Regions from separate parts of the Homo sapiens genome. Here region 1 is linked to region 2. Evidence: chromatin loops called from intact Hi-C (ENCODE). Cell type or tissue: PC-9. All regions are shown on one strand. Links, peaks and the distances in the headings refer to the core of each region. The heading gives the core; the rest is flanking DNA.

What was found. Hi-C counts contacts between places; a loop is a spot of excess contacts. Peaks named below come from ENCODE experiments on the same cell type or tissue, not always from the same donor. Only the 100,000 strongest peaks of a DNase experiment are listed, where the experiment ranks them.
Region 1: a loop joins it to region 2, with 9 times the contacts of the local background. A loop is called at or near these places in 5 of 110 quality-filtered maps.

The regions. Positions count from the first base shown.
Region 1 is chr7:108,572,682-108,589,339 of GRCh38, reverse strand. DNAJB9 (DnaJ heat shock protein family (Hsp40) member B9) reads right to left here. Exons shown (of 3, transcript NM_012328.3): 3 at 14,490-16,441. The coding sequence ends at 15,987. Among named protein-coding and RNA genes, the nearest start is that of DNAJB9, 11 kb to the right of the region's middle. RefSeq lists a silencer at 7,089-7,289 and enhancers at 9,325-9,833, 9,834-10,344. In PC-9, for the core only: no CTCF peak of the experiment used is centred there; a DNase peak (open chromatin) is centred at 7,179; H3K4me3 peaks cover 280 bases; H3K27ac peaks cover 1,325 bases.
Region 2 is chr7:108,527,195-108,542,613 of GRCh38, reverse strand. It overlaps LOC124901722 (a long non-coding RNA gene), which reads right to left. Exons shown (of 2, transcript XR_007060473.1): 1 at 14,969-15,419; 2 at 12,832-13,163. It also overlaps a transcript of PNPLA8 not described here and a transcript of THAP5 not described here. Among named protein-coding and RNA genes, the nearest start is that of PNPLA8, 8.8 kb to the right of the region's middle. In PC-9, for the core only: no CTCF peak of the experiment used is centred there; DNase peaks (open chromatin) are centred at 12,973 and 14,113; H3K4me3 peaks cover 1,651 bases; H3K27ac peaks cover 2,500 bases.

The sequences.
Region 1 (16,658 bases), core at 5,834-8,333, 54 kb before region 2:
GGCCAGGAATTCAAGACCAGCCTGGGCAACATAGTGAGACTCTGTCTCTACAAAAAAAAAAAAAAAAAGAACATAAAAATTAAAAAATTAGCCAAGTGTGGTGGCATATGCCTTGCAGTCCAGGCTGAGGCTGGAGGATGGCTTGAACCCAGGAGTTCAAGATTGCAGTGAGCTATGATCGTGATCATGCCACTGCCTGGCTGACCCTGTCTCTTAAAAAAAAAAAAAAGATAAATAAAAGTCCTTAAAAAATAAACTCACACAGAAGATGTCTACATAAAAAGAGTTCACACTTGATTTTAACTTTCTAACAAGGTAAAAGTCTTCTTTCTTTTAAGTTCCCCTCTGATCTCATAACTGAGGGGATGTGACCTAGTTTTCTAAGTATCTCAAGATCCACCAGTATTGATATATAAACTGATTTTGTTTCCTTCCAATAATAATTCCTTATAAGATAGTATCTCTGACAGTTTGGACAATGGCATTTGAACAGAAAATTATTTTCTCACACTAAAATATCTGGAAGAAAAATAATGATAGAAAAGTTATAGAAAAAGAGATGTTATCATTTGGGATTAAAAAAACATATTGTGAGGTGGGCACGGTGGCTCACGCCTGTAATCCCAGCACTTTGGGAGGCCAAGGCGGGTGGATCACCTGAGGCCAGGAGTTCGAGACCAGCCTGGCCAACATGGTGAAACCCTGTCTCTACTAAAAACACAAAAATTACCCAGGTGTGGTGGTGCACACCTGTAATCCCAGCTACTCAGGAGGCTGAGGCGGGAGAATCACTTGAACCCAGGAGGTGGAGGTTGCAGTGAGCCAAGATCACATCATTGCATTCCAGCCTGGGCTATAGTGCGAGACTCCATCTCAAAAAAAAAAAAAAAAAAAAATTTAAAAAAAAATTTAAAAAAAATTTGTGGATGACTAAACCTGTATCCCAATATCTTTATTAACAGATATCATTTATTTGGTATAAGGAAGATGTCCCAATGCAGATGAGTCTAGTTTATCATATAAGTAAAGGATTTTGTAACTTTTCAGAAAATCAAATTATGAGATATACACATATGACGTCGAATTTACTTATTCACTAAATAGTTATGGAAAATTTACCCTATACCAGTCACAGATATAGGCACTTGAGACACAGCAGTGGAAGATCCCTACCTCCAAGTAGCTTATATTCTATCAGGAGGAAACAGATAATAACATAATAAGTAATGAAATAAGGTGATAAGTGCTGTGTGAAAATAAAAACAGAGTAAGATAAAGGGATGGAGAGTGTGAGGGAGGAGGGACACAGTGTGGTATTAAATAGGGTGGCCAGAAAGGCCCCATTGAAGAGGTGACAGGTGAGCCAAGACTGGAAGAAGCTGAAGGGATTGGCTGTATAATCAAGAATGCTCCAAACAGAGGAACCAGCTAGTGCAAAGGCCCTAAAGAGAAAGCAAGCCTGGCGTGTTCCTGGAAGAGTGAGGATTCCTGTCTGGCTAGTACAGAATGAAGAAGGGTGTGATGGTTAATATTGAGTGTCAACTTGACTGGATTAAAGGATGCAAAGTATTGTTCCTGGATGTTCTGTGAGGGTGTTGCCAAAGGAGATTAACATTTGAGTCAGTGGACTGGGAGAGGCAGACCCATCCTCAATCTGGGTGGGCACCATCTAATCAGCTGCCAGTGCAGCTAGAATAAAGCAGGCAGGAGAAGACAGAAGAGTAGACTTGCTGAGTCTTCTGGCCTTCATCTTTCTCCTGTGCTGGATGCTTCCTGCCCTGGAACATAAGACTCCAAGTTCTTGAGCTTTAAGAGTCTTGGACTTATACCAGTGGTTTGCCAGGGGTTCTCGAGCCTTTGGCCACAGATTGATCCACCACTGGCTTCCTTGCTCCTCACCTTGCAGACAGACTATCATGGGACTTCACCTTGTGATCATGTGAGTCAATTCTCCTTAATAATCCCCTTATTTATAATATATACCCTATTAGTTCTGTTGCTCTAGAGAACCCTGGCTAATACAAAGGGGAAAAGCAGTCAAAGATAAAATCAGTGAGGTAAAGGGAAGGTAAGCTGATTGTGTAGGACTTCATAGACTATTGTAAATGATTTAGCTCTTACTGGGAATGGGGAGGGAGTAAATGGAAGGCTTTAGGCAGAAAGATAACAAGTTCTTATGTACCTTTAAAAAGAATAACTCTCATTGTTGGCTTGATAACAGACTAATAAGGGGTAGAGAATGAAAACTTTCTTTTACCTAATAATCCCTATGAAAGATGATGCTGGTACTAACATTGGAGTTGAAAGGAAGCTGTCAGATACTGAAAATACATTGAAGGCAAAGCCAGTGGGATTGCCTATGGAGTGTGAGTGCTAAGAGCATGAAAGAAATCAAGAATCACTCTGGGGTTTTAACCTAAACAACTGGAAGGATGGCTTTACAATCAGCTGAGCTGGAGCAGGTCAGAGTTGGAATATCCACAATACCACATTAGACATGTTAAGTGGACAGTTGGATATATGAATCTGCAGTTTTTAATATATGAATCTTGGCTAGAGATAAAAATTTGGAAGTGGCAGGCATGTTGATGGTTAAAACTATGGGATGAAAGAGTTCACCAAAGGAACGAGTATAACCAGGAGTAGAAGAGAATGGAAGTGATGAAAGGAGAAGAGGAAGGAAAGGAAAGGAAAGGAAAGGAAAGGGAATGGGGACGGGGAAGGGGAAGAGACTCAAAAAGGAGAAGAGGGAAAAGGAGGAGATAAGAAAGAACTGGAGGGGAGAGAGGACAGAAAGAATCAGAACTGAGAAGATGCAAAGGAGAGGAAGAGGAATCAACAAAAGACACCGAGAAAAAGCAACCAATGGAGGAAAGAAAAACCCAGAGATCAGTGTTCTGGGACATAAGTAAAGAAAGACTATCAAGGAGGAAAGTGTTGAAGTGTATGTAAGATTAAGTCAGAGAAATGACAGATTTATTCGTTATCTGACATTGCTTTCACAATGTGCAGCTCATTGATAACCCTGACAAGGGAAGTTTTGGTGGCATGGTGGGATTGAAAACTCTTAGGAAAAGTTTTGCTACAAAAGAGAGCAAAGAAATGAGACCACAATTGGTTGAATAAGTGGGGTCCAAAGAAAAATTTGTTGACAGAAATAGCAACAGGTTTGTTTGCTGGGGAATTATTGAATGGAAAGAAAAAAAAAGTAACATAGGAGAAGAAGGGAGACGGGAGAGGGAAATAATCTCTGGAGCAGTGCCCTTGAAAGCCCTGAGTGATGTGATCCAGTGTACAGTGGAGGGGACAGCTGTAAGTGGGATTATTAATAGTTTGTTACTGATAGTGGGACTTACAGAAAGGCAGAGAAAGTGAAGCCACTGCTATGGAAGGATGATGGGGAAACTTGGGGAATTCTTTTTAGATTACTTCAATTTCTTCATGAAGAAAGAAGAGCACCAGCTATGAATGAGTGGGCGCAATTATCTTTGCCCTTTTTTCCCATCTAGGTGAAGTTTCTAACTTCCCCAGTACTAGCCTTTTATATTCATAATTTTATATCATTTTCCAGGTGGCAGGCAAACACAGAAGTTAATAAGCACTCCAGGAATAAGAAAAGAAGGACTTTTATGCTCATGCTCACTAAGATGGATGCATATTGTGTCTCTTAAATCACAAGTATTCTGTCTTTAGGACCAATATCTAACTTTAATCTGGAGTTTCCTAGTGTTCGTAACAAACAAAAGCAAGGTAATACTATACACACATACTTTGCACTTTAAGGTCATGATTTTCTCATCAAATCACTCTTTTAGTAAATTTGCTTTAGTGCCCGTAGTAGCTCCATGAGAAACATTCATCCTAACACTTGTTCATGGCAAGCTTTTAAAGTAAAGTTTTTAGGGGTTTGCCCTTACCCTTACTACAAAAGTTAGTTCTTTAATTAGGTTTTTAAAGGTATGTCTAGTCTAGAGTTTCCGAAGAGCATTACACAGAATTATTCTTTTACCTAATTGGTCCAGAGAGATGCTCCTTTAAAAAAGGTTTCTTGAATATATATATATACATATATATATACACACATATATATACATATATATATACATATATACATATATACACACATATATATACATATATACACATATATACATATATACACATATATATACATATACACATATATACATATATATACACACATATATACATACATATGTATATATATGTATATATATATATTTAGAAATGCCTCATACTATATCTGCTTCAGGACATCCAAAGAAAATTAGTATATTAACCACTCTGAGAAATCTTCATGTAATAAGGAAATTTTTGAAACTGGGAGTTTCCCATACTTCACTATAAAATTCCTATTTTCATTTAACATAAATAGAGCACACTTTGGAAAAATGCTGGTTTACAGCTATTCTTATGCAAAAATACAAAATATAGAATTTATCTATAATAAAGTTATTAGAAATATTTAATTTTGATAGTACTATTCCATCATTTAAGGAAATGAATTTGAAATATATTTTACTCTAGCATGTTCTATTGCCCTTACCTATTCTATTCTTGTATAGAAAACACATACATTCCATTGGTGTAGGCCTATTTACTTTCACACAATTAGTATGATGTGTATATTGAGTGTTGCAAAATTGGAGATCATCTGTCTCCTGAAAAATTTTCTGTGACCTACAAAGTACGTCTCTGAGGTAGATACTGCTAACATGTACCATTTTCCAACTCTACTCTACCTCCCAGTCACATAGAAGATTATACTTCCAGATCCCTTCTCTTAGATGGCATCATAAGACCATACCTGGCCAGTGGGGTGAAGTATATGTGTCACTTCCGGGCCAAAGCATTTGACAATGGGAGACTCTTATTTCTTTCTCTGATAGCCAAAAAAGCCTTGCATTAAGCTGGTAGAGCCACAATTTATGAGTCAGCACTGATGTCTCATCAGGTGGGAGACAGCTGCCATGGAAAGAAACCTGGACCCACAGCAGATTTTGTATGAATGAGAAAAAAAAATGTTTATAGTGCTAAGTCACTAAGATTTTGGGGTGGTTATCACAACATCAATTAACTGATGCTGACTAATAGACTCTTTTACCTACACAGAGAAGGGAACAGAGATGAATGGATCATAACCCTCCCTGAGAAGCAAAGAAAAATGTTGTTCTCCATATCTCATGTCCCAGATTTACATGGGCCTATATTACTGATCTATGTGTCAGAGAATAAGAACCAGTATTACCTAAAAGATAAAAATCAATAGAAGAACCAAATGATATTCATTAACAAACACCATTCCTTCCATTTCTAATTATGAAATATGTAATTTAAGACCTATCCTAGAATAACCATTTAGAAAATGCTAAGGTAAAATTTACTTAAAACAAGAAAATATTGTAATACTTTTAAATTATTACCTACATATTAATACACTTAGTTGTAACTAAAAGTAAATTGTGAAATGTCAGTGGAGAATTGTAATGACTTTTCCCTAATATATGGAATGAATCATGTAATGTTTCTTCAGGTAATTATTATATGAAATTATATTTAAATAATATGAAATTAATCCTAAAGTTGAATAGTTGAAAGTGTCTGCAATACTGATTGAAACTGCAGATTTAGTGAGTGATAATTGCATAATGTGTCACAACTCAAAAAGACTCGACCAGAGGCATCCTTGGGACCTCAACAGCATCAGTTGTTTGGGAGAGAGTGAAAACAAGGAGTTTCCAGGGCCAAGGCTAAGGGAAATAATCCAGGTGTAGATTTGACTCCCTAAAGGCCAGTAGTTTCAAATTCAAAGCTAGTATTCAAATTGATGAGGGAAATTTAGGTGACCATGGCAGGATGAGGCAGAGTGGAGAAAGGTGGGCAGCAAAAGATTTGATTGAGTAAAGGAGCCATGATCACAACCAATTCCAGGAAAAAAAAAAAAAAAAAATAGTATTGACCTTGATTAAAGACACTCGGATCTCTAATGTAATGAACACCATTTATCAATGCCTACATAAAGTAATCTTTACCCAAAGATAAAGATAATTTTATTTACAAACCACCCAAAGACATCTTTATACATAGATGTTGAATTGGTAGCTATGCTCACTTACTACCTGAGTGAAGAGTAGACTATTAAGGCATACAATTGCAATTCAATTTTATACTTCAAAAAAATCATAAATTATTACATCATGAAACTTTGGAATCTGTCCCAAATAGTTGGAACCAAAAATGTCATCTACCAAGGCCAAGATTCCACAGTACTTAAGGTGAGGTTTGTTTCTAACTGAAAAAAAAAAACCCAGCCATCATTCATGGGTACAAAAAGAGCCCAATCCTTTTTAAAAACATCTAAATAATCTAATAGTGAAGAAGAAATCATAAAGAAAATAAAGATTTAAAAACCACTGAGGTCTGTTTTTAAGTTTTAATATTCAACTGGTTGTAGGATACACATCCTTCTCTCATTCCCCTATAATATAATGTCTTTTTTTCTTGGTATCCACCTGCTACCATTTGAATGTGTCTCCCAAAGTTCGTATGTTGGAAACTTAATCCCCAATGTTACAATGTTGAGAGGTGTGACCTTTAAGAGGTGACTAGGTCATGAGAGGTCTGTCCTCATGAATGAATTAATGCCATTATCATGGGAGTAGTTCCCTCACAAAAAGCTGAGTTCTCTCTCTCTCTCTCTCTTTCTCCCATATGATACCTTCTGCCATGTTATGACACTGCAAGAAAGCCCTCACCAGATGCCAGCACCTTGATCTTGGACTTCCCAGCATCAGGGCTGTGAGAGACAAATTTATCTTTATTATAGGCTACCCAGTCTGTGATATGCTGTTGTAGTAGCACTAAACAGACTAAAACACCACGCTTTTCCATGTAATGATGAGTTTCAGGGGAGACTAGACCAGACCACCATTCTGGGTCTTAACTGTTGACCTACATCAATTGTGGTCATCATATTCCCCTTACTAGTGATTAGTTTGGGCATGGACTTGTAGCAACAGGTAGCATTTCTGGCCAATAAAGATGGGAGGGAAAGTGTTGTGAGGACATTCTAGAAAAGGTTTCATTTCTCATAACAACCATTTTATTACCAGCCTGAGGATGCGACCAACACACAGAGAGGTCAGAGCCAACACAGCTACTAAGAAGCAAAACCAGATTCCTGGAATACCATTCCTGGAGCTGCCTGACCTCTGTACCTCTTGTTAGAGAAGAAAGTAAGTCTTTTATTGCTCAGCTTATTTTATGTATTAAATTTAGTTTAGGGTTTTCTGTTACCTGCTGCTGCAGGCATCCTCACTGATACACCAGGGTTTGTGGTTGTTGTTTTCCTTAAAAATACACTAATGTGGGAATCAGGCATTCACAAACAAAAATTCAAACATTACAAATTGAAGTAAAATGCAAAGTAAATCTTCCCGACTCCCAGTCACATTCCTTAAAAGCTATCATGTTACCTGTGTCTGTTGTCAGATCTTCCGATTGTCATTAAAATTTAAAATAATGTGCTTAAATCACCAGTCTTTGATTTATAACTTTAGACAGAGTCAATTGATTACCTACTATGAAAGATAATAGAATTAATACACTAATCTTTTCTTACACTTCACCTTCCATTTTCCTTTCTCCTTCCATTTCCTGATATGTTAGGTGCATTTCACATGATTATCCTATAAATATAATTAAATCCTCCCTTCTTTGTTTACACACTGATTGGAAAACATTTATAATATAATAATGCAAACAACTTCATTGTAAATTGAGCAACTAGATCCATGAAACAAAATATTTCTTGTTTCCCAAAAGAAACTTCCAAGTGTCAAATTCTAATATATACTTTCAATTTCCTTCTAGTTTTATTTTCTCCTGAGGGTGTATAACTCAGCTGCCATCATCTCTTGTCCTCAATATTGTTCCTTTTTTTGTACATTGCCATGTAGAATAAAAGCCAGTTTTTTTTCATAAAGGGTATGTGGGTGGTAATCTTTCAGTTCTTACATTTTCAAAATGCATTCATTTGGTCTCATCCTCTATTAATAATGTGTCCATTTAGGCCTCAGTTCAAAAGCACTTTCCCCTCAGATCTTTGAAGACACTGCTCCATCATTTCAGCACCTGATATTATTTTTCATAAATATGTTAAACTAATTATTACTGCTTAGTAAGGAAACTTCTTTTGACCCCACTACCCCACCAAATACTGCTCATTTCTTTGCAACTCTTCCCAACAAAACTCTATACGTTGCTTTTCTAGATTTGTTGTTTTTCATTTCTTTTCCTTTTTTAATGATTTATTTTTTGGTGAATCCTTTGGGTTCTCCCACAACATGAGACCATTTTGTAGGCACTTACTGGAAACTTTATTATAAAAGTGTACATGGAGTACAAGATGAGTAATTTTTCATTTATGCATATATGCAAAGTAAAAAAATTTGTTGATTCCAGCAAGACTCTGTAATTAACTATTCATTTATATTAGTATTTTAATCTGTTTCTGTTCATCACATTATTTTGCACAACCAAAGGATATTTCACCAAAATATGTATAGAGGTAGAGTAAAAGTGTTACGGGATCCTTGGGGTGTCATTTTGCCAGCTGGAAACCTCTGTGGCCGGCAGCCCCTTCTGCCTGAGTATTGCTCACACCCACTGGGGTCATTCTGCCCACTTGGCCATGGAGACAGTGCTCGGCTTGTGCTACTGGCCCAGATCCCAAATGAGCCAAGGGCAAGCCAGGTGCAGCATGGTGAGGGGTGTGTGAGCGAGCAAGCATAGGGTCCAGCCACTGCACACAGCCAGGCATGCCAGCTGCTGTGGTGGGGTGGACAGCTCCGGGTGCCGGCACAGGTGCCAGCTCTGTGCAAGGCTACAGCTGGACCAGATGTACCACACACAGCTTCTGCTGCAGGCACTCACGTCTGGACAAGGGGAACACAGTGGCACCCAGAAGCTTGGAGACACCAGGAACTATAGAGCCCCAAAGAGGGTGTCACAGCCCTGGCTTAGGGAGCCCCTAGGTCTGGGCTCCCCAAAGGGTACAGCTCTTCTCTCTTCATCTCCCACAACATGGCAAATGGGGGGCTGTGTGTTTCGGCCCTGTTTGTGTTATGGCTCTTTCAGTCCCGCCATTTGGTGGATCTGGAGTTCTTGTCCCATGTCCAGGAAGAATGAGGTATGCAGACAACTGGAGGGTGACCAAGGCAGAGAGGACCTTCATTGAGCAACAGAACAGCTCTCAGGGAACCCAAAGTGGGTAGCTCCTTTCCACAGGCAGGTAGTCCCTACAAGTTAAGGAGACCCAAAGTAGGTAGCTCCTTCCTGCAAGTGGTAGTCCCCACATCTGTGTAAGTCTGGCTGAATCTGGGATTTTTGTGGGCTCAAAAGGGAGGAAGCGTGTGCTGCTTAGTCCATGGTTAGCCATGGAGGGGGTCTGGAAAAAGCACCATAAGTTCTCACTTCAGGAGGCAGACTACACCTGGAACTGGCAGTCCAGCCCCCAGGCTTCACACTGTTCCTGGCTTGAAGGAGAGGTTTCACTGGAGACTGGCCCCTTCCTGCCAGGAACCTGTCTGCCTCTTGCCATCATCAACATGCTGGCCACAGCACCATGGCTGTCCATGCTGAGGAGCACCTGCAGGCCCATGCTGAGCCACCTTCAGCCCCACCTCAGCCTCCCTCCCATGCTTATTGGCACCCAAAGTCCAGTGAGGACTGAGGCAGCAGGAAGCTGGTGTGTCAGTGCCACCCCAAGCACATGCACACCTGGCCAAGTTGCAACAGCACGTGGGCTGGGCCTCAACTTTGGTCCAAAATTGGAGCAGGCACTGGGAGCAGGGAGTCCACGGAATGGGAGCAAGCACTTCCAAGCCTGCAGAGGGAGGGGTCTTCCCAGGCACCCTAAGAGCACAGGGTGGCTGCAGGTGTGCCTGGGAGCAGAGGGCTCCCACCTGTTCCCGGCTCCTGCAGTCTCCATGGAGCGCACAGCCCGGCTTCGCCTCCTCCACTGCAACTGGCGTTCCTTCAGCAGCTGTTCCAGATGGGCCACTGCCACCACCAAAAGGATTAGACTGTCTTGGTTTGTTTTGTGTAGCTATAAAGACATACTTGCGGCTGGGTAATTTCTAAAGAAAAGAGGTTTATTTGGCTTACACTTCTGAGGCTGTGCATCATGGCTCCAGCATCTGCTTCTGGTGAGGGCCTCAGACTGCTTCCACTCATGGCAGAAGGCAAAGGGGAACCAGCGTATACAGAGATCACATGACGAGAGAGGAACCAAGGGAGAGAAACAGGGGAGGTGTCAGGCTCTTTTTAACAACTATCTCTTGTGGGAACTAATAAAGAACTCACTCCTGAGAAAGGGCATTAAACTATTTGTGAGGGATCTACCCCTATGACCCTAACATTTCTCATTAGGCCCCACTTCCAACACTGGGGATCAAATTTCAGCATGAGGTTTAGAGTGGACAAACATCCAAACCCTAGTAGACTATAAGATGATTTCCCATTTATCTTAATAGTCACAGTTTGATTTTTCTGTCTGCAAATACTGTCTTATTGTAAAACTATAACAACAAAAATTATTAGCTTTTATTTTCTTGGGAGAATAATAAAGGAGTTTTCATTTACATAATAGTCCTCTTATAATTTGCTTGATGATGGCTATTGTAGGTATAAAATACTCCTGAGGAAACAATATTATTCAAGTAGCTACAACAGTGATCAAAAGAAGAAAAGCTTGTTGATGAAATGTAGGCTAAAGCCCATCATAATGGGCTCTGATAGGATAATCTTTTTCAATCATAGTAAATTCAAATACTTTTTTTTTAATAATGCAACACAAGTACCAACATAATATATGCTATCATCCTTGCTTTGGTATGTGTTCATGCACATGTTCCAAAGGTTTATTATATGATTTTTTTTCACTTTTATTTAGGCCAGTATTTACCAAACTTTTACTGTGGCACACTTGGATATGGTTAAGGGTACTTAGTAAAAATGTTTCCATGGTCCAATAAATTGGGCAAACAATATTTGGTATCGCTACCAAAGATTCACAACATAGATTAGTATGTTGAGAATTCTGAGCAGCTCACTGTCTCAGTCTGTTCAGACTTGCATAACAAGATGCCATAGACTGCGTGGCTTATAAAAAACAGAACTTTATTTCTCACAGTTCTAGGGGCTAAGAAGTCTAAGATGAAGGCACTAGCAGATTGACTGTCTGGTGACAGCCCTCTTCCTCATAGATCTTCTCTAACCTCACATGTAGAAAAAAATGAGTGATCTCCCTTGGGCCCTTTTTACAAGGGCACTAATCCCATTCATGAGAATTCTGCCTCCTGACCTAATTACCCAAAGGCCCTATCTACTAATACTATAGGAATATGGGGAGGACATAACCATTCAAACCCTAGCACTCACCTAAAAAGAAACATATTTAGCAAGGTTTGAATCCCAACCCAGATTTCACAAATCTATTTAAACATGATTTTTTTTTTCATAGCATACTTCTTACTCCTGCAGAACATCATTCTGAAGAATAAGCTATTGCTACATGGATTGAATCATAGCTGATACTCTACTAAAAAGTCCACGATAAAAATTATGTCCACAAATGTTTTGTCAAATGATTTAAGAGCACTTAATCTTGCTGCCATTCTGTTTTAAACCTGCTTCAATCAGGCTCACCCCTAAAACTTGATAGAAATTGGCATCCAGGTCATTTTTGATATCAGTATTGCTAAAAACAACAATGGTTAGTTCTCAATCATCGTCTTACTGGATTTAGTGGCAGTATTTTACAAAGTTGATCACTTTCTACTTCTTTCTTTTCTTTTTTTTTTTCTTGAGATAGAGTCTCACTTTGTCATCCAGGCTGGAGTGCAGTGGCATGATCTCAACTCATCGCAACCTCCACCTCCTGGATTCAGGTGATTCTCCTGCCTCAGCCTCTCAAGTAGCTGGGATTACAGGCACCTGCCACCACACCTGGCTAATTTTTGTATTTTTAGTAGAGGCAGGGTTTCATCATGTTGGCCAAGCTGGTCTCGAACTCCTGACCTCAAGCAATCCACCTGCCTCGGCCTCCCAAAGTCCTAGGTTTACAGGCGTGAGTCACCATGCCCAGCCGCTTTCTACTTCTTGATATATTTATTTCACTTCCTTCCAAGACACAAAACTCATTACTCACTGGCTGCTGCTTATCAGATGCCTGTGTAGGCTCCTCATCTTCTTTTTGCATTTTTAGAGTACCAGGGGACTCAGTTATTCAATTGCTCTTTATGTCTCTACACATTCCCTCAGTAATTTCATCTACTCTCAAAGTTTTAAGTATCACATGTTTTGACAATCCCAAAATGCATATTTCCAGCTTCACTCTCTCTCCCAAACTTCAGACATATCTCCACCCATTTACTCATCATCTCAAATTTGATATATCTCAGCTGAACTTCTGATTTTTCCTCCTAAATTTCTTTCTGCAGCCTCTCCCATCTTAAAGGCAACTCTGTATTTCCAGTTACTCAGAACATGAAGCTTAGAATCATAGTTTTCTCCTCTGTCTTTCACACCTACATCTAATCCATAAGCAAATCCTGGTAGCTGTACTTGCAGAATACATCTGGAATCCAACCACTTCCTACCACTTCCACTGCTGCCACCCTCGTGCGATGCACAAGCTGCAACAATTTCTCATCCTAGAATACTGAAATAGCCTCCAAACTCTCTCCTTGTTCCACCATTGCCCCTCTGTCTATTCTGAACAAAGCACGTGGAGTGACCCTTTTAAAATGATTTAAAGATCAAGTCATTTATCTGCTCCAAGCTCAGCCACCATATCACATTCCAAAATCAAATCCTTTACAAAGGTTGGCAAGGCCCTAGGTGATCTGTAGGGCTGCTTTCAACCCCTCTTATCTATGAATTCATCTCCTTCTACTCTGGTTTGCTCACTGGCCTCCAGTTATGCGCACTTCTTTGCCATTCCTACAACTTCCCACATATGCTTCCACCTTCAGTACAAACAATTCCCTTCAAGCATCTGCTCAAATTTACCTTCTCAATGAGGCCAACACTGACAATCCTGTCAAAAATTGCAACACATCCTCAACCTGCCTGCCCTCACAATTCTCCTCTCCTGTGCTACATTTTTTTTCCATACTTTATCAGTTTATAATTTATTCATATGGTTATTGCTTGTCTTTTTCCATAAGAATGTAATCACCCCCACCATCCTGCTCACCAGTTACGGTGTATCATAATGAGTAACAGTAAAAAGAACTGCACAATAAATTTAGGTAGCTCCACATTAGGGCAACCTCTGGAGAGAAGTTTGCGAGGGAGTTGAGTAACAAAGTTGAGATATGAGGAAGAATATGAATTTCAAAGGAAAAAGTAGGCCTGCATGGTAGGAAACACATGTACCACACATCTGTTACCTCCCATTGACTTTGGTTGTTAGATGTAAATGTAAACCAAATGTAAGTTCACATTACTTCATCTGTTCTGACACCATCATTAAAGAAATCCTGAAGTAAGCAGGTTAAGACAAGAACTGTCCTTATCTGTTGATGCAATATTCTATTAAAAAAATCTGATACTAGAATCTTAAATTCAATCTCTGAATTACATTGTCAGGGCTAATCATTGGGGCTTCTTTTCCTAGCTATCAGTTTTCCTTAAATGTCTGACATTCTTTGGACATCAGTATGTGTTTATGAAGGATTAGATCAAATTGCACAGATAGCTGAGAAAAGCAGTTTCTTCAGCAGTTATGTGTCTGCATTAGACCTCCTTTTTGAATAGAAGCGATGGTTCTCAGTAAATTGTCAGGCAGTGGCCAATCATAGCTCACTGCAGCCTTCAACTCCTCCCACCTCAGCTTCCAGAGTATCTGGGATTATGGGTGCATGTCATCACACCCGGCTAAATTGTCAGGGTTTTTTAACCAGCAGGTACCCACAGGTGAGTATGTGGTCTGCATGCAGAGAAATTGTTTCCCACCAAGCCAACATAAGGAGGCTTTACTCTGGGAGTGCTGCCATTTCTCACCAGCACCCCCTTGACCTTCAAGTGAAAATTCACTTCACCTTTACTCTGCCTTCACCTCACACCCTAATACCCTCAATGGGTAAGTCTTCCCCCAAATAACCCCATTCTTTCAAGACTTGTTTAGTCCCTTGCCTGAGGAAAAAGTTACTTTTGTTAACAACTGTTTACCTGGAGGGAGTAGCTAAGAGCAGAGCTTTCCAATGCAGTTCTTCAATAAATTAATATGAATGAATTCTGCACCCTCACCCAAATCCAATCCTTAAAGCTTCTCCAGGACATCCTGATTGTGGTTTTTCTGATTTATCTCCCAAGCCACACTCTTCTGCTTTATATATTACTGGAATGTCTCAAAACTTGATTTTTTTTAAAATAGGCTACAGATAATCCTCAGCCCAAAATTCAAGGTATAGCTAATTTTATTATTATCAAACAAAACTAGTAGATATAACTTCCAGGAAATAAGTTACATAAATATAACAGAATAAATTCATTTTCTTAAGTTTCAAATTAAAGATGATTAAGAAATACAGCTTTATGTAAAGTTTCTGCTTTTTCTCAACCACGCCTAAAGAGGAAAGAACTGGCAGCAGGAACACTTGCTCCTAGGAAACAAATACAACAAAATTATAATTAAAAAGATCTTCAAGCTATCAAAATTTGTGAGAGAAGGATGGTAAGAATGCAGTAGAAATTACCAAATGACAAACAAAATCCTATCAGTTTTCAGGTTGGTCAAAAGTAACTTCATGAATATAGCCTGTGATCAGCATATGTCCCATAGCTTATATGCCCTCTATACCTCCAGAGTTGCATAATAAACTTTTAACAATAAAACAACAACGAATATCAGGTTGTAAATATTTATATTTCTCTCACATACAATGTTGTATGAGACACTTGTTTTAATATGTATCCATAGGATTAATACTCATATGGAGTATAATGTGGAAAAGTGCAGAACTAAAGAAATAAGTCTATCCGAAAACAAAAGCACACATTTCTCAGGATTTAAAAATATTGCACATAGTAAGGTTGCACAGAAATTACTGGCTGGTTTTACAAACAGAATGAGGTATCAGTCAATCTCTAGATAAAGATGAGAGAGAGGATAAACTACACACACACAAACACATAAATCCATACTAAGACCTAAGAGTGCCAACAACTAAGAAAGAAATATGAAAAAGCTATGTAAGTAGCTATGATTTCAACACTACAAAATCATTTTTAGGCTGGAACCAAACACATAACAATCTCTTGGCAATATTTCGTTAAGTTTTCAACTTTTTTCCAGCCTAAATGACTATGGGCAATAAAACCATTTCCTTTACCCCAGTTCTACTGTAGAAAGGCACAGCGCTGTGGTAAATATCAAACCATTCCTTTCTCAACCTTTCAGTAGCAATTAACCAAGATACTGTTCTCCTTTACTGAATGACTCAATTATACAGTTTCATGTACACTCTGCAACGCAAGTCACAGATGTCATAGAACATGCAACTTTGAATTAGTAAAGGTTTCACTGCAAAAATCATTAGGTTCACACAATTTAAATCTACAATTAACTTTTAAAGTTTAATCAGGTAAACTCAATATTTTCTTGGTAATAATACTGGTGATATTAGTGAGCCCAAGGGCAGGTAGAGAAAAAGCACTAGGCAAAATTACGTGTTTTTTAAAGAAACTTTCCTAATCAGGGAAATAATTAGCATTTTGTCTACTCGTTGAATGTTGAATTTGTCAAAAAAAAAAAACCCTTAAATATATTTAATAGCTATATCAAATTGTTTAAAGTGAAATCATGCACTTGTCAAAATAGTTCACAGAAAATTGTTTAGCATCAAAGATAATGAGGAAGAGTCAACCAGTTGGATTTAGTGAGAATAGAATAAGAACTACTGTCCTGAACAGTCAGTGTATGTAGTAACCATATTTCCTCTTCGTTGAGTGACAGTCCTGCAGTGCTTGCTAGATCCATGAAATCTATTTTCAGTCTGTACTGTATGCTGATTGGTAGAGTCAAAACCACTAAAAGAAAACATTTTCTCCATATCTTCAAACATGTCATCAAATAATCCACCTCCAAAAGAAAATTCTTGGAAATGATGCCTTTGTCTACTGGAACCACCATCCTGGCGTGTCTGGAAATGATTTTCAAAACGCTTCTTGGATCCAGTGTTTTGGTTTTGACCAAAAAAGCCAAAGTCTTTAAATAAGTCATCAAAATTGAAGTTAAATGACTGCTCAAAAGAACTTCCACTACCTCTTTGTCCTTTACCACTAGTAAAAGCACTGTGTCCAAGTGTATCATACTCTTTTCGTCTATTAGCATCTGAGAGTGTTTCATATGCTGAAAGTGACAAAAATATTTTTAGTAACTGAAGGTAAAATATTCAAAATTACATATATTCAAATCTCTTCAAGCAAGTGAACTGAATACTATTATTTTAGGGAAGAATTTCGCATCAGAAATAAAAGCAAAACACTACAAATATAAGCATCAAGTTAATCAAAATTATAAAATAAAGCAGAAACTGTCTTATTAACTGCTGAGTTATCAGCAGTTG
Region 2 (15,419 bases), core at 12,704-15,203:
GCACATGCCTGTAATTCCAGCTACTCAGGAGGCTGAGGCAGGAGAATCGCTTGAACCCAGGAGGTGGAGGTTACAGTGAGCCGAGATCGTGCCACTGCACTCCAGCCTGGGCACCAAGAGCAAAACTCTGTCTCCAAAAACAAAACAAAACAAACAAAAAAAAGAAACAGAAGATGCCAAGCCATGCCTAAATATCTGACCAGGGAAATTGTGAAATATAATAAAATGCTTGTTTTTTTCAACTACTAAGTTTCAGGATTGTTATGCAGAAAAAGATAACCTGAGTGCCATGATTATTTTATAAATGGAGGCAAACATCTTTACCATCTAGCCTTATAGACATTTGTGATATTACAAATTAGTTGGGAAAGAACCTGGAAAAATGCCACTCAAGTCCACCATGCTACATAATATATATCTATATCTAAATCTAGATATAGATATAGATATAGATCCTAAGCAATTCTGTTATCCCCTCCACAGTGACAGAATAGCAATACAAATTCGACAAACTATGAAAGTTCTTGCCAAAACATTTGTTTGAATTTAAGGGTTTTTTTTCCTGATCTTCAGCCAATTCAGACTTATTTTTGTGTTCAAGGTGCTGCAATGAACAGGACTGTCAGATTATTGAATGTCATCTTGAAGAGAAAAGAAAAACATCTTCACATATAAGGAAATATTACAGTTGTAACTTAAGGGTTAAGCTGTAAAGTTTTAGCTGGTAAACATAATGGGCTGGCTCAATTTCAGGATGCTTTGAAATGCATTTATATGATTGAATGAACCTGCAACAGGGGATTTGCTTCTTGAGGAATTCTGTCTTACTGCTGTATTAAAGACCTTTTCACTGGATGCCTACAGAGCCCCATACAACTTAAAAGTTACTTTGAGCTTTGCAACTGTTTTTGCAGAGAATCATTAGCAAAACAACAAAAGTGAGCATATACATAAGAATGCTAAATTTAATCAAGTCTCTAGCGCTTTTTAAACCACCTGGATCATAAATTACTTTTGGTAAAAGCCTAACAACTAATTTGGTTTAGTTAGAACTTATTTAATTGGAAATTATACGTGAAGTAATTGAATGTGTCTATTGTGAGTTTTTAATCTTCCTTTTAATTCTTTAATGCAGAATAATTGTATAGCAACAGAAAATACAGTCAATATCTAAACTCATAGATTCCTTTTCTGCTCAAGGAATGATCATTCTTTTTTTTTTTTTTTAAATAGAAATGGTTGCCATTAAACATTCATCTCCTTGGGGCATATTAAAAATTATTACTAGGCTCAAATGGATGCCATGCTTCTATAAAGCTAGGTCTTTTCATGTTAGCTCTAAAGTGGTGTTGCCAAATTGCTCAGATTACTAGAGAAAATAAAGAGCAGAGTAACTGGAAATTGACTTGAACAACTTAAACTTCCAGCCTTATTTTTAGCTCCAAAGAACAATTTTCAACGTATTTTTCAAATGCCTTAACAAAAGTCATTAACTAGAGTGCACACTTATAAATAAAATGGCTTGTAAATACTAAATTGTATATATATTAAAACTCAATGGTGCTGGGCATGGTGGCTCATGCCTGTAATCCCAGCACTATGGGAGGCCAAGGCAGGTGGATCGCCTGAGGTCAGGAGTTCAAAACCAGCCTGGCCAACATGGTGAAACCCCATCTCTACTAAAAATACAAAAAATTAGTTGGGCATGGTGGCAGGTGCCTCTAATCCCAGCTACTCAGGAGGCTGAGGCAGGAAAATTGCTTGAACCTGGGAGGTGGAGGTTGCAGTGAGCTGAGATCACGCCATTGCACTCCAGCCTAGGCAACAAGAGAGAAACTCTGTCTCAAAAAAATAAAAAAACAAGAAAATAAAAAAAAAACTTTAATGGCTAAATAAGTTCATGACCATGTTAGAGTTCATTTCTCAGAATACACAAAAATCTATGTCATTAGTGGAGTGTCTTGTATTTGGCAATCATGGTCAGTAAATGAGTAGAAAAGCTATCTTATCACTTGAGACTAGTAAAATATAGAGATATTCACTGAGCAGACTAAATTGATTTATGGCTTATACTTGCATTGTGATGCAATAAAAGTTATAATAAAATAAAAACTGGGTTTTTTTAATAGATGTATAGATCAAAAGCCACGTTGTGGACTATTCATATGCATTGTGGAACCTATTTCTCCCACCCATACCTTGGAGGATTAATTAATTCTCTTATCAACAAATACGTAATGGGCATTTGTATTAGTCAGGGTTCTCTAGAGGGACAGAACTAATAGGATAGCTACATATATTATATATATACACACATATATATCTATACATGCATCCATCTATATATATATATATATATATATATATATATATATATATAAAGGAGAGTTTATTAAGTATTAACTCACATGATCACAAGGTTCCACAATAGGCCATCTGCAAGCTGAGGAGCAAGGAAAGCCAGTCCAAGTCCCAAAACTGAAGAACTTGGGAGTCTGATGTTCCAGGGCAGGAAGCACCCAGCACAGGAGAAAGATGTAGGCTGGGAGGCTAGGCAAGTCTAGTCTTTTCATGTTTTTCTGCCTGCTTTATGTTCTAGTTGCTTTGGCAGCTGATTAGATGGTATGCACCAGATTAAGGGTGGGCTTTGGCAACACCCTCACAGACACACCCAGGATCAATACTTTACATCTACCAATCCAATCAAGTTGACACTCAGTATTAACCATCAAAAGTCCACCCCTTGTCAACTTGAACCCATACAAATCTCCTGAGATCATACATAATCTTTAAGTAAAGACAATAATAAGGTCATAATTACTCCTAACATAATACGACTATTCTTTGTACAACCAGAAACGCATCAATCCCCAACCCAAATACTATTACATAAAGTTAACATACTTAAATGCTGATGTGAAGTCAATAAATCTTATGTCCCATGATAAAGGAGAAAGGAAATAAAATGAAGATGTTTTCTTAGTACAAGTGTATACATGCATAAACGTGTTTTTAACAAAAGAAGGAAATATTCATGACAATTGCAGTCCTCGTTTCTGCAGCTGGTCACGTGGTCGTAGCTGGTATTGACAACTACCTTCTTCTACCACCATTCTGTATTCCCTTTGCTTTCAGCAAGCACCTCAGCAGGTCATGGTTTTTTTCCTGGTGGAGTGACCCAAACCTTCATTCCTGAAGGGTCTGGGCTATTTGTAGTCCTGCCTGGATTGGGCTGTTGTAGTTTCCCATTGACCTTAATCACAGGGCATGGTAATATTAAGAGATGCCCTAATGGATCTCCTATATTCTATGTGTACTCTTCCTTACCTCCCTTGTGGAGTAGTCGACAGATTTCATCTTGATAGTCCGGGTCAATCACCCCAGCCAACACTGTAACTCCCTTCTTAGCCTGTTGACTTAAAGGTAGGAGGAGCCCAAGTGTCCAGGTGGCAATCATAACTTCCAGTTTAATGGAATCATTGTGTCTCCAGGTGGCAGCGTTCCTCCCTCTGGAACTAAGACCTCTAGGCCAGCGGAACGTAATGTCACAGTAACAGGGAGCAAAACTTTTGCTAGTGGATCACTAGGGGTGATGGTGAGTGGTGCTACTTCCACTTCCAGCCCTTGATTCCTGGACCCGTGAATCCTGGCTATGGGAGAAACAATACCATATATTGCATGCTGATTCAGAGAATACATGGCTCTCTGGAGAACTTTGCCCCAGCCCTGCAAAGGACTGTCACCTAGTTGGCATTGTAATTGTGACCTTCAACAGGTCATTCCACTGTTCTATCAATCCAGCTGCTTCAGGATGATGAGGAACATGGTAAGACCAGTGAATTCCATGAGCACGAGCCTACTACCACACTTCTTTAGCCATAAAATGAGTGCCTTGGTCAGAGGCAATGCTGTGTGGAATAACATGATGGTGGATAAGGCATTCCGTGAGTCCATAGATGGTAGATGTAATATAGATATAATTGCACATCTGGCCATTTCTCCTTCCATGCAAAGTGTACAACCAGGTGCACTGCTCAAAGTTCTGCCCAGTGGGAAGATTTCCCTTCACCACTGCCCAGTGGGAAGATTTCCCTTCACCACTGTCCTTAAGGGATGTCCTAGAAAGAGGCTATAGTGCTGCAGCTGTCAACTTTCGGGTGGTGCCTGCATTATCACACAGAACCATCTGTGAACCAGGCCCTAGTCTTCTCTTCCTCTGTCAGCTGATTATAGGGAACTCCCCATGAGGCCATCAGTGCAGGCTGGGGGACAGAAGGCAGGGTGGCAGGAGTGGAGACCACGGGCATTTGAGCTTCATACCATTTCTTACTTTCTGGCATTACATACCTTTTTTTTTTTTTTTTTTTTGAAATTTTGGAATTAATTTCTCTCTTTAAGAGAACAGATTTTTTTTTTCCTGGTTGTCTTACTGCTGCAAACCCAGAATATAGAACAATTCTTTCACCAGTAATAAATGCTGTGATGTGATTACCAATACTAAATGACTTGTGCTCCCAGTAATACCGAGCATCAAGTTGATTGGATTGAAGGATGCAAAGTATTGATCCTGGGTGTGTCTGTGAGGGTGTTGCCAAAGGAGATTAACATTTGAGTCAGTGGGCTGGGGAAAGCAGATCCACCCTTAATCTGGATTTTCTGTTGAAATTCCTTTTAAAATTTTCAGTTTTGACATTTTCCTGGATCTGGGTTTTAGAAGCAGTGACTTAGTATTATCATACAAGGTCTGTTGTAACCTAAATTTCTCTAACACTAACCAACCTGCGGCTATAAAGTCATTGCTTCTTTCATTAGTTTGTTTTTTCATTATTTATTTAACAAATAATCAGTGAGTACCTAGTAAGTGAATGGCACAATTATAAACACAAAATATTCAGCAGTGGACAAAACAGACTAAAATTCATGACTCCATCTGCTGATGAAGGATTTCTATACTGCTGCTAACCTCTTCCCTAACCACTTTAAGCCTGAATTGCCATAAGACATCTCTTCTACTCTCATGGTTTGTGCATGGCTGGTGGCCAAGTGGTGGACTGTGGGTCCTCATACAGAATGGGCCCCAGCTTTATATGTCACATGTGGCAATGCCACTTGTGCTCCTAACAAGTTACAAGGTTTAACAGAAGAGTTCTTACACTTTTTATTGACAGTCTTTGTTCTCGAGGCATGAACTGGAGAAACACTTCACTATAACTATCAGTCTATATACAGAGAGCTATCCCGCACCCCAGGCTTTGTTCAGCTTTGTTACAGCATCAAACTCAGAGTGCTTGGCTCTTTCTTCACTTGAATTGCCTTGTCTCCCAAGAAGCACCTCAGCCCAGTTGCAAATCAAATTCTCTCAGTTTACCAATTTCACCAGCTCACTGGACACACTCTGGCCACAGAGTGAATTCCTGCTCAGGGCTACTCAGCCCTCAAACGTGTACTCTTCTGAGGGACTTGACATTCTCCTTCGTCAAACCTACCTGAACCCCCAACAGTGGACACTCAGTCCAAGCTAAGATATTCCAAGAAAGGTTCCACTGACTTTGCCAGATTGCCAAAAGAGTCTGTAAACCAAAAAGTTATAAATCCCTTGTTCGGTCATATAGTGTTGACAGCACCACCCTAGACATTCTGAATTAGAACTCCCAGGAGCAAGGTCTGGAAATCCATATTTTTAGAAGGCTAACAGTAATTCTTTGCATCTGACAAACACTAACTGCCACGTCATTTTAATTCTGTATTTTAAAAATACTGCTTCTGCTGCTTGGTGCCTCTATTAAGTTGACTTAATTTTGTTATTTTGTTAAAGTATTTGTTATTTTCTTTTATAATCTATATTTTTAATTAAGTTTGTTAGAAGTCCAAAAACTTAGTAAGAAATTCAACAATACTTTGTCACTTCTCACAGCTAATATTGGTTCTTGTTTCATAAAACTGCAAAATATTTTAAAAGTTGGCTTAAAACAAAAAGCTCAATTTTGGTACAAAAATAATTCATAATAGTACCTATATTCTAGAAGCATCAAAGTTCAGTGGAGAAAAAGGAAAATTAAGAATTAAAATACATGTATTCTCCTACCTTGGTTGAATTCACTAGGTATGTGCAAATGGGTAAGTCATTTAATCTCATTGGGTATCACTGAAATATTGAACTCATCTGTAAGTAACAGATTTAGAATAGATGATTTTTAGGATCACTGCTAAGTCTAAATGATAATATGGTTCTAAATATCATTAATAGGCAACTGAGAACCAGATGAGATTTTAAAAGTTACTATGTCATAATAGTTATATTTTAATATTAGTAAAAAGCAAATCATGCAACAGAGTGAAATTCAATTGTGAAATTCAAAATGAAGTAAATATAGTCACCAGATCTTAATTATTTTAGTCTTTCCTAAATGCTATGACTATTCTATTAATGTTATTCTCATCCTCAAAATGAAGTTTAGGAAAACTTTAAGTTCCATAATGTTGGGAAATATAACACACATCCTGTTAAAATTCTAGTTTTTTCTTTTATTCCTTGGTTACAATTATGTGTGCATTTTACAAGTAGAAAGTTAGAGTCCCCCAATTAAGATAAACTTCCTACTCTAAAGAAAAAGTTCAGAAGTGTCACTTCCTAAGACTGAAGTCAACAAAACCCATATATCATACAGAAGATTAGTTATCAAAAGGAAGGTTTTCGAGAAGTAACTTCCTACCACATGATTTATAAGTTTATAAATACCTCACTGGTGAAAATAAAGAGCATAGCATCTCTGTATGTCCTTAGGAAAGAATCAAGAAAAATGTGAAATTAACCTGTAAATTATAGTTTAGGGATTATTATCTGTTAGGAAAACATGTTAAAGAAGATGAAGATATAGTGAGTAAAAAGGCAAAAATGGATAAAGTTTTAAAAAAGGAGATTGACATTTCTAAACACTTATCCAAGAGTTGGGGCAGGCGAGATTGAGAGAAAGAATGAGAGGGAAAGAGACAAATATGGAAAAGTCAGTTACAATCTCATCTCAAATTGTAATCCTTGACACGTGGGAGAGGCCTGGTAGGAGGTGATTGGATCATGGGAGCAGATTTCCTTCATGCTGTTCTTATGATAGTGATTGAGTTCTCATGAGATTTGATGGTTTAAAAATGTGTGGCACTTCCTCTCTTCCTCTTTCTCCTGTTCCGCCATGGTAAGACAGGCTTGCTTCCCATTTTTGTCATGATTGTAAGTTTCCCGAGGCCTCCCTGTCATGCTTCCTGTAAAGCCTGCGGAACTGTGAGTCAATTAAACCTCTTTTCTTCATAAATTACCCAGTCTCAGGTAGTTCTTTATAGAAGTGTGAAAAATGGACTACAACAGAATATTTCATTTAAAAAAATTGTGACCAATAACAAGCTAAGCAAGCAACCACGTATTGAGTCCAACGTTTCAAGGTAAATCCAAACACCCCAGGAATACACGGTTTTAGAAACATAATAGTTAGCAAAATCAACTATGTAAATAGGGAAATCTTTTTTTTTTCTTTTTGAGACGGAGACTCACTCTATCACCCAGGCTGGAGTGCAGTGACGTGATCTCGGCTCACTGCAACCTCCGCCTCCCGGGTTCAAGCAATTCTCCTGCCTCAGCCTCCCCAGTAGCTGAGATTACAGGCGCGTACCACCATGCCTGGCTAATTTTTTGTATTTTTAGTAGAGACAGGGTTTCACCGTGTTAGCCAGGATGTTCTCGATCTCCTGACCTCATTATCCGCCCATCTTGGCCTCCCCAAAGTGCTGGGATTACAGGTGTGAACCACCACACCGGGCTGTAAATAGGGAAATCTAAACCACAGTTATCCTTGATCTGCAAGAGTGAAAAAAAATCATCAAATGTTGCCAACACAGACCTAAAAACAAAGAAAAACTTTGAGAGACTTCTTGTGAAAATGTCTACCACAACTATTTCTAAGTTTTCTGTGAACACTCTCTCCCAACCACTTTTCTGTGCCAGCCTCTTTCCCAGGTATTTTGATTTTTTTTAAGCAAAAAATTAAAAAAATGTCCTCGATAGCAAATATTAATAAAAAACCACCCATCTCTCAATGTAAGCAAAGATGTTGACATTCTGGCTAATTAAAATCTCTTATGAGTCTGATTAGAGTGAATTCATTTCCCAAAAGATTGATCATACCTGGTAAACTGTAAAACTACTTTCTGAATATACATATTTAAAGCCTATGTCAAGCAACCACAGGAACTTGCCAATCGCATGCATCACATTAATACTAGCTGGAAGAGCTGTATAGGGGTAACCAGTACAAGGAGTTGTTTTGGAATTAGTGAGAATTAGTTGAGTTTATACCACGTCCCAATATCCCCAAAATTTTATTTTTTAATCAAACATTAGAACTATACCAATTTGTTCTAAAGTCTAATTGAATGGCCCTTGAGAGTGGTTCAATCTTTACCATATTAACATACCAGCAATAAATACTATTTAATTAGGATGCTTAAAAAGAAATGTAAGATATTTGTATAAGTATTATAAAGCTAAATAAATTATCTAGTGAAAGTATCTTAGAGTTTTGGTTACGAGAGGCTGGGAAGGGTAGTGGGGGACAGGGGGTTGGGGGAAGGTGGGGATGGATAATTGGTACAAAGAAAAATAGAAAGAATGAATAAGACTTACTATTTGATGGCAAAATAGAGTAACTATAGTCATAATAACTTAATTTTACATTTTACAATAACTTAAAGAGTGTAGCTGGATTGTTTGTAACTCAAAAGATAAATGCTTGAGGGGGCATATACGCCATTCTCCATGATGTGCTTATTTCACATTGCGTGCCTGTATCAAAACATCTCATGTACCCCATAAATATATACACCTACTATGTTCCCACAAAAATTACAAAATTAAAAACAAAGTATCTTGAACTATTTAGATTTAAAATATGTTATATGGAATATATACATCTCAATTTTCTACTTGGCATAAAGTGAAGCCAAAAAGTTTGGTGGAAATTTTAAAACTCTGTAAATATAATGACCTATGTAGTCAATAGAGACTATACACTCAAATATATAGTCCTACTACTCTTTTCTTTTGTTAGTTGGAGAAGCAGTTGCTTTAAATACAGAAAATAGTATAAAATGTACCTTTTTCAGCAGCCAACAGCTCTCCCTAATTAGGGTGGCCAGATGAAATACACGATGTGTATTTCAGTTAAATTTAAGTTTCAGATAAACAACAAATAATATTTTTAGTATGAATATGTTCCATGCAATGTTTACTTTGCTAAAGCTGACAACTCCATCTCTAACCCCCTTTTGGAATCAATAACTGCTTCCTCTGAATTCTCACAGTACTTTGTTGGTTCTTCTGTTACATAACACATTTCATTTTTCCTTGTTTCATGGTGACTGTAGACATCTGACTCTTCTATAAGACTACCAAACCTTCAAGGGCAGGAACTATATCTAGCTCACTGTTTTGCATATAGTTGGTGCTCACAAATGCCATTTCTTTTGAATTGAATTTAGCATCCTACTACATTGACTCAAGCTAGCCTCTTACTTCAAATAATATAACTGGAAACACTGTCAACTTCTTTTCAGCCCCATTTAGTATTGGTATGCCAATAATATTAGCCAAATTTACTGTTTATCCTCTGTGTGCATTCTACAAAATTGTGTAGGTCACGAGGGCTAGGACTATCTGTTTTATTGACTAGGGCATATTCAAAGACTAACACAATAATCAGGTCATTAAATGTGTACAAGAAATATGTTTTATAAATACTAGGCATTTTACATGTATTATTTCATTTAATCCTCCACAAACCTTATGAGTATTAGTGTGCCCATTTATTGGATGAGAAAAGTAAGAGTCAGAGAGGTTATGAATCTTGCTCACTATTGTTTTGGGAGTGATAAAATAATAACTCTGATTCATAGGCTGTAACGTCTATACTTGAATGATTTTATGATACAATATAAGCAAGTATTGCTGCCTTTTAAAAAATAGACATTCTGTCTCAAACTGAGTCCAAATGTCCTTGAAAAGGTCCTCATAAATGATATCTTTTTCAGCTTTTGGAACTGAGACTTAAAAGTTGGGTAATTTGTTCAAATAAGTGGCAAAGCTTAGAACTGGAATCTAAGTATTGCCTACAGTAAAGCACATGTTCATCCCTGGCACTGTCCTTTCCAAACATTGTTGGTCCCCAACAAACCTCTAAGTTCTTTGAAACTATAGATTGGCATTAAAGGAAAAGTGCTACTTGCTCCATCGCATTTAGGCACTGGTTCATTCATACATTCCAACCAGTGTTTATCTGCTTGCTGTGTTGCCTGGCCTTTTTGTTTTTCTGCCCTGTATTTCTCTCCTTCCGTGAACAACTTTTCCCCAAAACAAATTCTGTGGTTCTATGAGAGATGCTGTTTTCACACTAGGACCCTGTTGAGGGGTTTGGAGTAGTCTGACCATGCTGTTTGATCACAGTACCTCATTCTCTGACCATAGATCATAATGCACTTACATTACTGAATTGGGATACTGAAAATTTTACTAATGAAAAAAGGGAGGCTTGTGGGAATTATTTGCCCACAGTATCACAACCAGTAAATGGTGAGGGAGGACAGGACTCCAACCTTGCCTTAAGTCTGAAGTTAAGCAATGCAAACATTGATACTTGCCTATAAGAAACTAACATGCGCCAGGGCACAGTGGCTCATGCCTGTAATCCCAGCACTTTGGGAGGCTGAGGCAGGCGGATCACAAGGTCAGGAGGTCAAGACCACCCTGGCCAACGTGGTGAAACCCTGTCTCTACTAAAAATATAAAAATTAGTCGGGAGTGGTGGCACATGCCTGTAACCCCAGCTACTTGGGAGGCTGAGGCAGGAGAATCACTTGAACCTGGGAGGCAGAGGTTGCAGTGAGCCAAGATCACACCACAGCACTTCAGCCTGGGCAACAGAGCGAAACTCCATCTCAAATAAAAAAGTAAAAGAGGCCGGGTGTGGTAGCCCACACCTGTAATCCTAGCACTTTGGGAGGCAGAGGCGGGCAGATCACCTGAGGTCAGGAGTTCAAGACCAGCCTGGCCAACATGGTGAAACCCCGTCTCTACTAAAAATACAAAAATTAGCTGGGCGTGGTGGCAAGCACCTGTAATCCCAGCTACTTGGGAGGCTGAGGCAGGAGAATTGCTTGAACCTGGGAGGTGGAGGTTGCAGTGAGCCGAGATCGCGCCACTGCACTCCAGCCTGGGCGGCAGAGTGAGACTCTGACTCAAAAAAAAAAAAAAAGTAAAAGAAAGAAAGAAAAGAAATTAACATGCAATTGAATATGGGGGCATTTTTAGACTTATTCCAACTTTTCAACTGGATGAGTTGTCATAGAAATAAGCAAGGCATGGAATAACCTACAAAAGTATTAGGTAAAAGGTAAAATCTAACTCAGATTCAAAAGTAAGTTGGAGAAAATACAATTATGTGTCCTTAATATCTTAATTTTATGTTGCTACTCTTGTGCCAAAACCTTAGCTATAACCTGTCTATTAATAAAACTATTCTTTCTTCACCCAGAAAATCACCTTATATATAACTGGTTTATTTCCCACTGGTTTAGTTCCTCTAAGATGTCCCAGCAGGAAGCTGGATAAACTGGTCTCAAGCCTGATAGAGAGGCCTGAACTGCAGGTATAAATAGGCAAATTCTTTAAGGCAGTTTTTAAGGTGGAGAAAGAATGATTTTTTTATTAAAAGGTTAAATAGGAAAACAGTAAATATGACAACAACAGGACTCCTCATCTTCTTCAAATCTTGCCCTCTCATGGTACCAAAAAAATGTACTTAAAACTTAAATTCCACCATGTTATTCTTTTGTCTTAGAATCTGACAGTGGTTCTGATCACCCAGAAGATCAGGTCCAAGTTCTTCAGCTCTCACCCAATCCTTATATTACATTTCCAGTACAAACATGGAACACATAGTTCCCTTCATGCACTATGTTTTTTCCTGCCTTATTGCCTTTTATTACAAACATCACTTCTCTCTGTAAAGCTCTCTCCTTTCTCTTCCCACTTTTACCACTCCACTACTGCCATCTGTCTTGCTAGCAACATCTTTTAAGACTTGGTTCAGAAGTTCCTTCCCAACACCACAGGCTGGGGTAGGTATTCCTGCTCTAGACTCATAATATCCAGTTCATGTCTCCATTAGTGCTCTTTCTACATTAATAGTATTATTACCTAAGGTTATATTTTGAGTTCCGTGACAGTGCTTCAATTTTTTACCTCCAGCAAATAGCTTGGTGCCAGGCACATAGTAAGCACTCAGTAGATAATGGCTGAATGAATAAATTCAATTCTTTCAATATGCACTCACCAAATAGTTACTGAACAATTAACTTTTTTTTTTTTCTTTTTCAAACGGAGCCTCACCCTGTTACCCAGGCTGGAGTGCATTGGCGCGATCTCGGCTCACTGCAACCTCCTCCTCCCGGGTTCAAACCATTCTCCTGCCTCAGCCTCCTGAGTAGCTGGGATTATAGGTGCCCGCCACCACGCCCAGCTAATTTTTGTATTTTTAGCAGAGATGGGGTTTCACCATGTTGGCCAGACTGGTCTCCAACGCCTGACCTCAGGTGATCCACCCGCCTCTGCCTCCCACAGTGCTGGGATTACAGGCATGAGCCAACGCTCCGGGCCACACTTTATTAATAATTGCTGTGCCTTGGTGCTAAGGATCAAAACAGAAAATCCTTGCTTTCATGTTTTCAAACTATATAAAGATAATTATATTAATTTCCTATTGCTGCTGAAACAAAACACTTCAAATTTAGTGGCTTAAAACAACTCAAGTTTATTATGTCACAGTTCTGTAGGTCAGAAGTCCAGCAAGAGTTGACTGGTTCCTCTGTTCCAGGTCTCATAAGGGTGAAATCAAGGTGTCAGCTTACCTGAGCTTTTGTCTGGTACCTCTGGGGAAGAGTGTGCTTTCAGTTTTATTTAGGTTGTTGACAGAATTCAACTCCTTGCGGCTGTGTGGCTGAGGTCTCCATTTCCTTGCTGGCTGTCAGTCAGGAGCCGCTCTTGGTTCCCTATGGCAACCTGCATTCCTTGTCAAATTGTTCCTCTCATTATCTTGATCTCTCTGACTTTCGCTTTGCCACATCTGTACTGATTTTAAGGATTTATGTGATTAGATTGGGCCCACAGAGATAATCCAGGATTATTTTCCTTTCTTAAAATCTGTACCCTTAATTACATCTGCAAAAAGTCCCCTTTGCCATGTAAAGTAGCATATTCACAGGTTCTAAGGATTTGGGCATGGGCATTTTTTAGAAGGCCATTCTTCAGCCTACCATGGTGATTATTCTTCTAGAATTATTTTCTGGCATATCCCTCCCTTAGGTGATCTGGAGAGATATCTTGCACCAATATGGCTTAATTTATTTTGGTTATAATGTTAAGTTTTATTTGAACAATAAAGATATTAGCAGCTCTTTTAAAAAGCTATGAACCAGACCAGAAAGGAGTGACTATGGATGTAGAAGAGCTAAAATAGATAAATCAATAATAAACCTTATAAATAGAATGAGCATAGCAAGTAACTGATACAGGGCAATGTGATGTCTCTTTTACCCAGCTTCCAAAGAATATAGCGTTGAACAATTACTGTATTTAGCATTATTTCAAGTATAGATGATTTCCTGAAGGCATTAGTCTGCTATTATACACAAGATAATCTCCAATTTTGCATACTACTGAATTTGTTTGAAATTAAATATAATTCTCTTTTGTCTCAAAACTGCCCAACATCAAAAGAATCATAAATGGGTTTTATTTTCCATTTTTAACTTATCAAACTAGTAATCTAAATGAAACTAAAAATCAATTCAATAATACAGAATTTTAGAGAGTCTACTATTTGTTGGATGTTACGCTAGATCCAGACAATACAGTTTACCTTACGCTCCTTGACTGCAGGAAACTGGCAGGCATATAAACAAATAAATTATAATACTGTGCAGCAAGGGCAATAAGAGAAGTGAGCACAGGTGGAAGGAATGATTCATTCTATGAGTAGTGAGGTAAGATTTTCCTGGCTGAAGGACAAACAAATCTTTAGGAGGACAAGGTGGAAGGGGAGCTAAGCCAACAGCATGACCAAGGCACTAAGTATGAAAAGGAACAAGAGTATCTGGGGAAGTACAGGTGTGGCTGGAGGATAGAGAGTGAGAGGCAAGTGGTGAAAGTAAAGGCTGGAAGGTCAGCAGGGTCAGAACCTATAATTTCATTCGGTATATTCTGTGAAGATGTACAGCCAGCAAAAGCTTTTTAATTCGGGAAAACACGATTGGACTTGCACTTTCAAAAGATTACCGTGGTTGCACAGAAGAGACTGACTGGGTCAGAGGTTAGTTACAGGCTGGAAAACCAGTTTAGATGAAACTGAAGAGCAAGGATGAAAGCCTGAACTAGAGCAGTGGAAATGCGAATGTGGAGCAGAGGAACGATTCAAGAAATTCTGCGGTAAAACTCATCAGACTTCATGACTGATTAAAGGTATGGTGGTAGACAAGGGAGGGAGAGGAAGGATAAGAATGGAGAAGCAGGAATTGGGCGTTATTTGAAAATTTCTGACATGGGAGGAAAATCTGGATATTTAATAACATCTGACTAAATTAGGGGATGAAAGAGCATAAGCGGAGAGGGAATGGTGGTGCTCTCTCCTTGACCATACTTTAGTTAGGCTCCTCTGAGCCCTCTTCCCAACTAGGCCTCATCCTTGGGCCCCTGTCTTAGGCCTGCTGAGTCCAGTTTTAGCAAGAATCTTGCAAAGTCAGTTTAGAGAGTATCTCCTAGCCTTGATAATTGATCATCTCCGCCTGTCTTCAGCAAGAATCTTGTAAGTCACTTTAACAAGAATATCCCCGACCCTTGATATCACTTCTTAGTAATTTTCCATGAACTGACCCCTCAGTCTGCTTGCTGGTTATAAATCCTAGCTGTTTTTGTTGTATTAAAACTTGAGGCCAATCTCTCTCCCCCATGGTGATAGTCATGGCACCTATTGCAATAGTTCTAAATGTCTTCCTTGACATTTTAACAAGTGTCAGAATAATTTTTCTTTAGCAACAAGGAGGAATCTGTCTCAAAAACTAAAGCTCCTTCCACACGCCTGTAAGGCTTAATTGGTGCATACATCTTTTAACTCTCCTGTAGCTAAATAACATGTCTGGCTTATCCACTGCTGGGGTTTACCAGGCATTATGATGTACATAATCCAGACACTGTGTCCCAAGAACATAGCAAGCTGGCTTTCCCTCCTTGATTTAAAAAAATCAAAACAACACAACTATCAGGGTAACATCCACTACATTTGACAGGTCAAAGAATCCCCTTCCTTAAGGACTTTACAATAACC